Linked DNA regions of Homo sapiens: region 1 is linked to region 2. Evidence: read pairs that join two places in POLR2A ChIA-PET (ENCODE). Cell type or tissue: PC-9. All regions are shown on one strand. Each heading gives the region's core, and the rest is flanking DNA. Links, peaks and the distances in the headings are about the cores only.

Evidence for each region. ChIA-PET counts read pairs that join two places held together with the same protein. Peaks named below come from ENCODE experiments on the same cell type or tissue, not always from the same donor. Only the 100,000 strongest peaks of a DNase experiment are listed, where the experiment ranks them.
Region 1: POLR2A ChIA-PET joins it to region 2 with 7 read pairs; 1 of 35 experiments calls an interaction of 5 or more read pairs at or near these places.

What each region holds. Positions count from the first base shown.
Region 1 is chr1:203,146,943-203,152,310 of GRCh38, forward strand. The region is part of intron 3 of ADORA1 (adenosine A1 receptor); the gene reads left to right. Among named protein-coding and RNA genes, the nearest start is that of ADORA1, 22 kb to the left of the region's middle. In PC-9, for the core only: CTCF peaks have their summits at 1,366 and 1,566; no DNase peak of the experiment used is centred there; H3K27ac peaks cover 961 bases.
Region 2 is chr1:203,517,143-203,522,510 of GRCh38, forward strand. LOC105371688 (a long non-coding RNA gene) reads right to left here and starts at 2,256. Exons shown (of 5, transcript XR_007066807.1): 1 at 2,199-2,256; 2 at 1-1,681. All of the region lies in intron 2 of LOC124904488 (a long non-coding RNA gene), which reads left to right. RefSeq lists enhancers at 9-840, 1,673-2,504, 2,505-3,337, 5,003-5,368 and a silencer at 319-613. In PC-9, for the core only: no CTCF peak of the experiment used is centred there; DNase peaks (open chromatin) are centred at 2,419 and 3,429; H3K27ac peaks cover 2,017 bases.

The DNA.
Region 1 (5,368 bases), core at 86-5,085, 370 kb before region 2:
CCCAGGAGTGAGGCATGATGAAGGGCCCAGGGAGACCCTCTCTGCCACCATTCCATAGGTAGAGTGCTTCACGCAAAGAGCACCAGGCCCAGAGGCAGAGGAGACTGGGTTCAGTCTCAGCTTAAACACTAACCATCCAAGTTGTAGCCGTAGGCAGGCACTGAACCTTCCTGGACCTCAATTTTCCCACCTGTAAAGTGGCAACCACAGAACCTGCTCTTCTTCGCTCACAAGCTGGGGTGTGCATTGGGTAGGATCGTTGGTTTCGTTGGTTTGGAAGTGCTCTGCCAGGGGTGTTGTGATGGACTGCTATCATTTTGCTGAGGCAGGGAGCCTCTTTGCCCTCTCTTCTCCCATCCTGGTTCCTGGCCTTTTTTTTCCTCGTATCGGGGGAGGTGGCTATCCATTAAGAGAAACTGGTCACTCTGGTGAATCTGTGACGGACCCTGCAGGGATTTGTGTTCCTATTTCCTTCATGATCCAAAACAATGCCTTTCTTTTTCTGGGCTTCCTCAATCACTCTCTTCCCCAAACAAGGTTGGAGAGAGCTCCTTTTGTGCCCGATATTGGGCCGAGTGCCACTGGGCCTTGCTACTCAAAGCGTGGTCAGGGACCAGCAGCCTTGGCATCTCCTGGGAGCTTGTTAGAAATGCAGAGTCTCAGTCCCCAGCCCAGATTGTCTGACTCATCATCTGCATTTTAAAAGGACCCCAGACGATTCATATGCACATTACAGTTTGAGAAGCTCAGACAATGAAGGATACTGGGGAATATAAAACCACAGTCCCTGTCCTCAGTTTCTTCACAGCCTCATGGGAATGGCAGTGCATGAAATACAAAATTGACTTTAAAATCTACTCTTATAGTAATTTAGAAAGCTGGATTTGCTCACTCCACAATGTATAAATGTTTTGAAACATTACGTTGTACCCCATAAATATATACAATTAATGTTTTTCAGTAAAAAGAAATAAAATTCCATGAAATAAGCAAACAAAAGGCATGGTAGCTCATGCCTATAATCCCAGCACTTTGGGAGGCCGAGGGAGGCGGATCATTTGAGGTCAGGAGTCTAAGACCAGCCTGGCCAACATGATGAAACCCCGTCTCTACTAAAAATACAAAAATTAGCCAGGCGTGGTGGCGGGCGCCTGTAGTCCCAGCTACTCGGGAGGCTGAGGCAGGAGAATCACTTGAACTGGGGTGGCAGAGGTTGCTGTGAGCTGAGATCCCGCACCACTGCACTCAAGCCTGGGTGACAATGAGACCCTGTCTCAAAAAACAAACAACACAAATACATGCTTTGGAGGCAGCTGGCCTAGGTTGCAATGACAATTCTGGCCACTAGCTGTATGACCTTGGGCAAGTTGCCCAGTCTCACCTGTGGAGATGGATCCCTTCCTCCTAGGATGAAGAGCAGAGGAGGGCTGTATGTGAAAGCTCAATGCTAAATGGTAGCTCCAACATCACGGGCGGAGCAATCGGCTCCATCTTATGGATGAGGAACCTAATGTTCTGAGAGGTGATGTGATTCGCTAACAGCAGGTCTGAGTCTGATCCCAATCCAGGTCCTCTAATGCTGTCACAGTGTTTTGCCTGTCACAGTGTTTTGTCACCCTGAGCCTTGGCCCCCCTAGCCAGCCAGTGTGCTCTATTGGAGACAGTGGGCACCAGCTGAGGAGGTTGGGAGGGGAGAGAGCAGTGTGGTTGGTCAGGCGTTTGTGGAATTGGAAGTTGGAGGCCCTGGGGTTGGACCTTCCAAATGTCCCAGACTGTCAGTGTTTCTATCAACTGGGTGAAGGAAGCCACTCTATGCCTGTTCCCCCACGTGCCCTCTGTGCCACTGCTCATGTGTCCGCCCCTCCCCTGGCTGCAGTGCATGTCCTACCCGATTCTTGCCTGGTGGCGTTCCCCAAGGCCCGTTACTACTGTCTCTCTGCATTTTTTTTTTTTAGACGGAGTTTTTGCTCCGTTGCCCCAGCTGGAGTGCAATGGCATGATTTCGGCTCACTGCAACCTCCGCCGCCCGGGTTCAAGCGATTCTCCTGCCTCAGCCTCCTGAGTAGCTGGGACTACAGGTGCATGCCACCAAGACTGGCTAATATTTGTATTTTTAGTAGAGACAGGGTTTCACCATGTTACCCAGGCTGGTCGCGAACTCTTGACCTCAGGTGGTCCACCCTCCTCAGCCTCCCAAAGTGCTGAGATTACAGGCGTGAGCTACTGTACCAGGCCTGCATTTTCTTTTTCCAGCTCTGAGCACAGCACCTGGAAGTTTCCATGAATGGTGGATGGAAAAAAAAGGCTTTGATTTGATAAGCTTCTTCCTCCCCCACACACATCATGAGTTTCCCCCATCCAGGGTTGTGGCAGAGCGGAGTGATTTATAGGACTTTGCAGAAGTGGAAGAAATGACGGAAATTGAGTTTATTGATCAACCCTCAGAGAAGCTGCCTGGCAGGCTCCTGGCCTGGGATACTGCCAGCAGCTAACATGCTGCTCTGTTTTACCCGTGCAAATGACAGGGGCACAGACCAGCTCCCAGAGGAGGAGGAGGACAGGCTGTTCCCCACCTCCACCCAGGCCGGGAGTTGAGGAGAGGGGCTGGTCTTGCAGTTGGAGGAAGTGTGTTAGACTCCTGTGAGAACCACCTAATTAAGTGGCTTGAGATATCGGGGCTGAGTGGTTGAGGCGGGACCTTCGAGTGGAGACCCTGAGCATTCTGTAGAAGGCCCCTCAGCTGTGACTGTTGGGAGCAGAGCTCTGCTGCCTGCCAGGGGGGATGTTGTTGTTGAGATGAGCAAGAAGGCTCAGAATGGCTTCCTCTTACCAGTTTCTCCTACTTTCTTCACATTTAAGGTGATTATTGCAATAGTTGGCTTAATCTCTGCCATGTTTATAACTGTTTTCTAGTCATTATATTTGTTTTCTTTTTTTTTTGCTTCTCTTTTTCTGCCTCTCTGGTTTTAATCGAGCATTTTATATGATTTCATTTCCTTCCCCAAATATTATTGAGTGCTTACTGTGTGCCAGGTACTGTGGTAGGTGCTAGGAAGATGATTTTGAACCAGACTTCGTCTTCGCCCTTCAGGTACTTGCAGTTATGTGCTCTGAGAGAAAAATAAAGAATTTTTCTGATTATCCCACATGGGGAAGGGAAGGGAAGGGAGCCAGCCACCAGATGATCTAGGAGACCTCACATTCCCACTTCCTGCTGCATGTTGTTCTGGGGAGGGGGATCTCTGGCTCACCTGCACCCACTGGGTGAGCCTGGGTGCTCCCCACCTCCCACTGCATCTGTATGTCTGGGCCCCTCCTCCACAAAGCCATCCCTGGAGCTGGGGCAGAAGCCCCTGAGCACATGCAGTGGAGCAGGAGGGCTGCAGCTGATGCTAAACTCTTCTGTGTGCTCTGCCCTGGCCTGGGTGGCTGCTGGCTGGGGAGGACTGGTTCCCGGATTGGGCCTGGCCTGTGGCTTCTGTAGGGACTCTGTACACTGTGGGCTTGGTGAGTGCTTATGTGGAGGGACACAGGGCAAAGAGAGCATCAGGAGATACCAGGAGGGTCAATGGAAAACTGCTGGGTCCTGGGGTCCTTCCTGCTGTTATTTGGGCTCTACACCCCTTTGCCTGGTTGCAAGGTGGGGAGAAAGGCCAGGATCGGGGAGAATATGACTGTACTTCTTCCAGGTCCCAAAAGTGGTGTCTTCTTGAGTTCTGATGCAGCAGGAAGAACTGAAGTTAGACTCTGGGAAGGACTTTCTAATGTGGAAGCACAAGCTGTGGAATGCGGAGCTGAGTGTGGGGGTGGACTCTTTCTTTGGAAAGATTTCCAAGGTGGTGAGCTCTTCCTGTCTTCTCTGTCCTCCCCCTATCTGCTGTCTGTTGAATCTTTTCCAGGGCAGGGGGCTAGGTGCTGTGAGCTTTAGGGGGCCCTGACAGCCCAAGCTCAGTGACAGCAGCTGCCTCCTCAGAGCACAGCATCCCAATCTCCCTGGCTCAAGAGGCACCTCCTCTTGTCACTCCAGACTGTCAGCAGGCATCCAACCTGCTTTCTAGGTCCCAACCCCAGCGGGTGCCTTTGGGCTGATCTCGAGTCTGCATGGGATCTCTCCAGTGGGGGTCGGATTTACAGTTCCTTGGTGGAAACAGGCCTTCAGGCAGATGCCCTGTACCCTGCAAGCGTTCAGGGTTCCAGGCAAGCCAAGAGATACTCTGAAGGGAGGTGGGAGGAAAGGCGTGGGCTCACCCTGAGTCCGCCTCCCATATCTCCAGTATCCTCCCTGGCCACTTCCCCAGTGGAGCTTTACTGGGGTTCTCCAGGGAGCGTGACTTCTCCAGGACCCTGTGTAGGGTTTAGTGCTGGGCTGAGCAGGTTCCCAAACCCCCACCCCAGACTCAGACACTTTCATCAGATAGATCAGGGAACACAGACCCGTTCTGTACGAAGGTTGAATTAGGTAGGAGAGCTGGCTGTGAAATAGATATGGAAACCATGTGACTGGCCTTCCAAAGTGAAACAGAAGTAATTTTTTGTTTATCTATGTCCTTGCAACCTGTTTTGTATCTCTTCAAGGGTCGATTGTGTATTCCAGTAGAATCAGGGGTGTGCTCCTGGTGGAGATAGCAATGGGCACCTGGTGCTACTGTTCATTGAGTGCCCAGATAAGTTACTGCGCCAGCCTCATCCTCACAGGGGGCCTGCCAAGCCAACCTTCTCCTCCCATTGTGCCCAGGACAAAACCAAGGCTCAAGGAATTGTTACTTGCTCCAGGCCACAAGCTGTTAATGGTGGAGTCACAGTTTGAACTCGGATCTTACCCCACAGCACACTTCATGCATGCATGCATTCATTCATTCATTCATTCATTCATTCATTCTTATACTCAATAAATATTTATTTCTCTTTACATTCCATCTTGCCCCCCATCTTCCTCTCCATGGGGCACAGAGCTACAGCATGGAATCCTTTCAGAAGGGACTCCCTTCCGGGGATGTATGGGTGCCCCTCACCACTGCCCCTGGGCTCCTCCTCCCCACAAGGAGTTCCGTGTTCAGTGCCCCTCCCTCCTTTCTGCTAGCGCTGAGCTCAGCTCTCTATAGAAGATGATTTGACACATTCCAGAAGAAGGGAACCGTGACCTGCTAGAGCCCAGAAAAGATCTCATTCAATCCCTCATCATCCAGACAAGGACACAGAGGCCCCAAAAGGGAAAGGGTCTCCCCGAAGGCCAGCTCACTCCTGGCACAGCCTGGACCAGAATGGGGGTCTCCCATTTCCCACCACAATGAGGTATTCCAAGGGAGGACTGCCCTTCTTTGGGGGTCCAGCATGGGCCCCCTCTGCTCTCCTGAGCCTGCAGAATTCT
Region 2 (5,368 bases), core at 115-5,114:
GCTGACAGGCGACCACTGTCCTCCCACTCCCCATCAGCTGCTAGGTGAGTGGGGAGCAAAGAAACAGAAAGTCATGGGAACCACCCTCCCTTGCTAAGCAACAAATGTGCTAAGATGCTGAGCCAGGGGAGGGGGGACTGGAGCTGGGGGCAGCTGGTATTATTGGTCTCACCTGCCCAACAGACAGAAAATGGCTACATTATTGGTTGGGTAATTGAACTGCCTCTCTTTCCAGAGGTGAGCATGGGGCAGTCAGAATTACAGAGCATCTCTAAGCAGAGGCCTCCACTGCCTGTAGTTCCCTCCCTCCTAGGTATGGGTCCTGGGGAGGTTATACTTGGGGGGCAGTAACTGTAGGCAATAATGCTAACAGTGACAGACATGGTGCTCGGGACAGGAAGGGAGCCTTGGGCTGGGGTGGGCTGGAAGATTCCTCGGAGGAGGCAGCCGGTGAACTGACACTGCCCCTCCTCATTCGCTTAATGAGCCTGCCCTCAGGCCAGGCAGCCATGGAGGGCGTGCCCACACTGACAGCTGCCTAAGCACAAGCTTGTGCTTGGCAGGAACTGGCCTTGCCCACAGTAAGTGTGCAGTACAAATTTGTAGGAAGAATAAAAGGCTGCGGCAGCGAGTGTGTTTCTGAAAGTGAGAAGCTGGGAGACAGCTCTGCTGCTGGCTCTCTCCCACTCCTTCTCTCAGAGGCGGCTTCTTCTTCCTGATTCCTCCCCCTCCTGACCCCCAGGTCCTATGCAAGTATGGGAAATCCTCTGGGTACCCCAGGGAAAGAACAGGGGCCCTCCCTTGGGGCTCTTGCACCCAGCATGGCTGGTGGTGGTCAGAGAAGCCAGAAGGATGAAGCTGCCCTGGGCGCACACAGAATAGCATGTTCTGCTTTCCAGCCCACCCCCTCTCGGGGGCACAGAGCGTCACTGCCACCCTGTCTGTTCCTCAGAAAGCTCCAGAGAGTCCAGGCATGGTGGCTTACACCTGTAATCCCAGCACTTTGGGAGGCCAAGGCTGGAGGATGGCTTGAGCCCAGGAGTTTGAGGCCAACCTGGGCAACATAGTGAGACCTCATCTTTACAAAAAATAAAAATAAAAAATCAGCCAGGCATGGTGATGCAAGCCTGTAGTCCCAGCTACTCAGGAGGCTGAAGTAGGAGGATCACTTGAGGCCAGGAGGTCGAGGCCGTAGCGAGCTGTGATCATGCTGCTGCACTCCAGCCTGGGCAACACAGCAAGACCCTGTCTCAAAGCACACACAAAATAATAACAGAAAGAAAGCTCCAGAGGCTCCCTGTACCCCACCTCCCACTCTCCACTCTGCCCCACCCTGCTCTGCACCCCGTACCTGAAGGATTGACTTCTAAGGCTGCACCAACCAGGCCTTTGGTAGGGTCAGTTATGGAGACCTGACTGTGAGGATGAAAGGCTGTGGATTGCTCTCCACTCACTTACACACCCTGCTGGGCCTGGGGTGACCGTGGTTCTCCCCTGTGAAGGCCACGCTTCTGTGGGGCAGCCCCTCCTCCAGCCGTGCGCTCTCCAGGTCCCAAATGACTCTGCTCTGCTGCCTTCAAGGTGCTCTGCACTCCCTCGCCAGCTCCCCTTAGCCCAGCCCTGTTACATTCGCCATCTCTTCTGCTGGACTTCCACTAATACACACCTCGCACTTGCTCCCCTGACCAGGAAGAGAAAATAGGGAGAAAAGATGCTTTAGACTGCACTTCCTCCTTAAACAAGGCCTGGTCTGGTTAGTGCATGCAGATGGACCTGGGTTTAAATCTTAGTTCTGCCACTAGGTAAGTTATTGTTCTCCTGTTTTACTTTCTCCATCTGCAAAATGGAAATACTATCCTACTCAGGGCTGTCATGAGGATCGGATTAAATAATGTGCACACACATAGTGCTTACCACTATTTGATACTTAGAGCTCCACAAACAGAAGCTATTGTCCTGCTGTAAGAGAAGTATGACCTGCCCGAAGGTCTCCCACTTTGATCCCCTTTTGAGACCAGCCAGCAGTCCTGGTGACCGAGGTATGGGGCTGCTCTGGGTCTGTAAGAAACCGCCGGACAGTTCCTGGAACACGTATCTCAGCTCCTTCCCACTGCTGCCGGACAGTTCCTGGAGCATGTATCTCAGCTCCTCCCCTCTGGAGCTGCCCCTTCTCTCCCCGCTCACCCCCAAAAGCTTACCTTCCCAGGATACCGTGCCATCAGAACAGCCCAGGAGCAGCAGGTGTGTGTGTTTGAGGGGGCAGGGGAGTTAACAGAGACCCTTTGTATTAGCATCCCATTTGTCAGGGCAGGGACAGAGGCAGCCTGCCTCTCTCATGCATCTCCAAGTTTCCCTGGGAGAAGCTCATCAAGCTCATTATCATAACCAAGATCACAATGCTGGCTCCTTTCATCTCTGTGTATTGCTTGCTGTGACTCATTCACCAAGTGTCAGGGCTGATTAGGAGTCATTGGAGTTGTGTGGATCCAGATACGTCACTCCTTGGGAGTGGAAATCAGGTGACACAGGTGAGGCCAAGGTGACCCAGCAGCAATACTGCAGCCCCAGCCAACACCAGGCCTCCCAGGTGCCGAACACCTCCTAGGTCTATCATGTTCCCTGCCCCAACCATATGCTACAGCTAGGACACAACTTAGCCAGAAAGAGGAAAGGGAGAGAGGCAGTAGGGCCTATAGGACAGCCACTGTGTGCCAGACATGGGATTAAGCACTGTACACCCATGGTCTCATTTGATCCACACGTTCAATCAGATCCCATCTGCGTTTTACAGTTAAGAAAAATCTCTAAGGCTCAGGACGGTGGTATTCTTTGCCACATGACGCACAGAGCGTTCATTGGGGGGCTGCCAGCCCTACCTCCCCAAGGTGCTTTCTCCTGGAAAGGAATGCATCCTCACTGTGAGCAGGGTTGGGTGTCCACAACTGGGGGTGCAGCCATGGGAATGATGCCAGTCAGTAGACAAAGGATGAAATGGCTGAGCTGGTCAGGCCCGGGGTGGCTGGGAGCAACACACAGGGTGGGGAGTGGGGTCAGAAATGCCTGGGCTGAGGGCCATTCAACACCAGAGGCCCTTTGGGTGAGGAGCTGGGCCCAGGTGCATCTGCTGTCCTCTGAAAGATCCCAGAGGAGCTGGTGCATGGTGGGGAGGGGACAGAGGAAAAGGTACAAAACAGTTTTGCTTTGTTTTTTGAAGGGCTGGCTCTAATGCCAAAGAGACTCAGCCTTCGGGGTGGGACACTGCAGGGAAGACTGGACCAAGACTGTGGCTGGCCAGCCATGCCCCACAGGAGAGACAGGGGAAGTGGGCAATTCTATCAGAGGCCCAGGAGCCAGTCTGCCAAAGTGATCTCAGAGATGACATCATTGTCCACCATTGCGTTAGTCCCTAAGGCGACTCAGACAGAAACAAAGGGAAGGAGAGAAGCCAGGCAGACGGAGGAGAGCAGAGAAGTTCTTGGTGCACCCTGAGGAGGAAAGAAAGCCCTTTTCCTGGGGCGTTCTGGTGTGCAGGGTGCCTAGGAGGCACTCATGTCTGCCTCCTCCATCCTGTCTTCTCTTGGAAAGTAGAGGGGCCCAGATGTCAAAACAGCACCAGCTACAGGACTTCTAAGAGATGTTTCAGTACAGACATTCAGCAACAATGTGTCTGGGACATCGCCTGTCATGGACACTTTGGAGCAGACAGGTGGGCCCTCATCTAGACCCAGAACTCACCAGTGTCCACCACAAAGGCCTGTGATCATTTTTAACTGTTAACACCTAATCCACATCATATTTTCAGTAGAACTGAAAAATGCTCACATTACAAGACCATTTGTGGGTGTATGAAATAGTTAATATTTTTGATTTATTACATTTTCACTTGGCTTTTATTGGCCCTCCTCCCCTCTGCATTTGCTGTCAGGGCTTTATGTGCCATGAACTTGTATGAACTCAAGACATAATCACATCCTGGGCAGTGGGAGGGTGCCACGCCTCAGTCAGCCTCAGAAACCACCCCCCTAACCCGCCCCCAGTAACCCTGAGGCGGTAACAGACAAAGGCTTCCACCAGCCAGGGTGGTCTTACCCTCAGCACGCTAATGCAGGAGGGTGCCTAGTGGGCACACCGGGAGTCACAGCTTGGGCCACAGGATATCCCCCCAGTCCAGAGCCATCACTGACTCCAGAGCCCAGGCAGGTGGCTCTCACACAGGGCAGGCTTAGTTCTCTGGTGATTACATGTGGGATGACTCTACGCTTAATCAGGGTGGTTAGAGCCTACAGAGAACAGAGTTGGACCATGCAGGACTGATATCTGCATAGATCTGGAAGATTCTGCCACCAGTGATCTGCCATGGGGTTTTTCTCATCTATAAGAGTGTATGCCCTGGCTCCAATCCCAGCCCTGCCCCATCCTAGCTGAGTGACCTTGGGCACGCCACTCTGATTCTCTGAGTTTCTGTTTCCTCTGTCAAGTGTGCTGGAAAGTGCGGCATTGGAAAGGCTGATGTGATAAAGGAGATAACATGGGCGAAGCTCCTGACACATGCCTGAAACCTAGTGTGGGTTCAACAAGCATGAATTCTCTCTCACCCTCACCCCAGCCCCAGATAAATGACCAGCATGTTGTGGCCACAGCCCAGCTAGGCGCTTCCCACCCACCATCACCACTCCTTACCTGTTCCACAGACACCCAAACAGATTCAGTTCGCCCCTCAGCACCAGCAGGCACAGGGGAGTGGGGAGGACGCTGGGTGATGGTGGAGGGGGCAGAAAAGGGAATCCTCCCTGGTGTGAGGAGGAGAATTGGTGGTGTACCCAGCAGAGGCAGCCCCAGCTATGCCCCAGCTGGAAAAAACCGCCAGCTGGCCTCCGTGGAGGGAAGCCCAGGGTGGTGCCATTCCCCTCTCCATCCCCCCTTCCCTGCCACCAGACAGAGGCAGGGTGTTTGTGGGTTGAGTTCTCTCTATGACTCTGGAGCCCTGGGGACCTCACCTGCCTGGCTGAAAAGGTCCCGATGCCCCACTCTGCACCTGTCCTGGGGCCCTGGAGGCTGGTGTTTCCAACAATAGCTTCCAGCCCTGATTAAAATGCTGCAGCAGGGAGCATCAATAACCATTGGCAGCTGAGCCTCTAATAAGTATAATAATCACCATTAGGGAAAAGAGTAGGGGAGTGAGTGGGGCTGGTAATACAGTGATTATATTAATCTGCCTCCAGCCCAATCTGCATCCCTCTGCTCTTGGCATGCCCTCCTGGAGCCCGGCAGGAGGCACGGCGGCCAGCCAGAGCAGCCGGCCTGGCTTCACCCTGCCCCCAGCCTCTGGAGCTCCGCGGCCCCCACGCCCACTCCTTTCACCGACCTG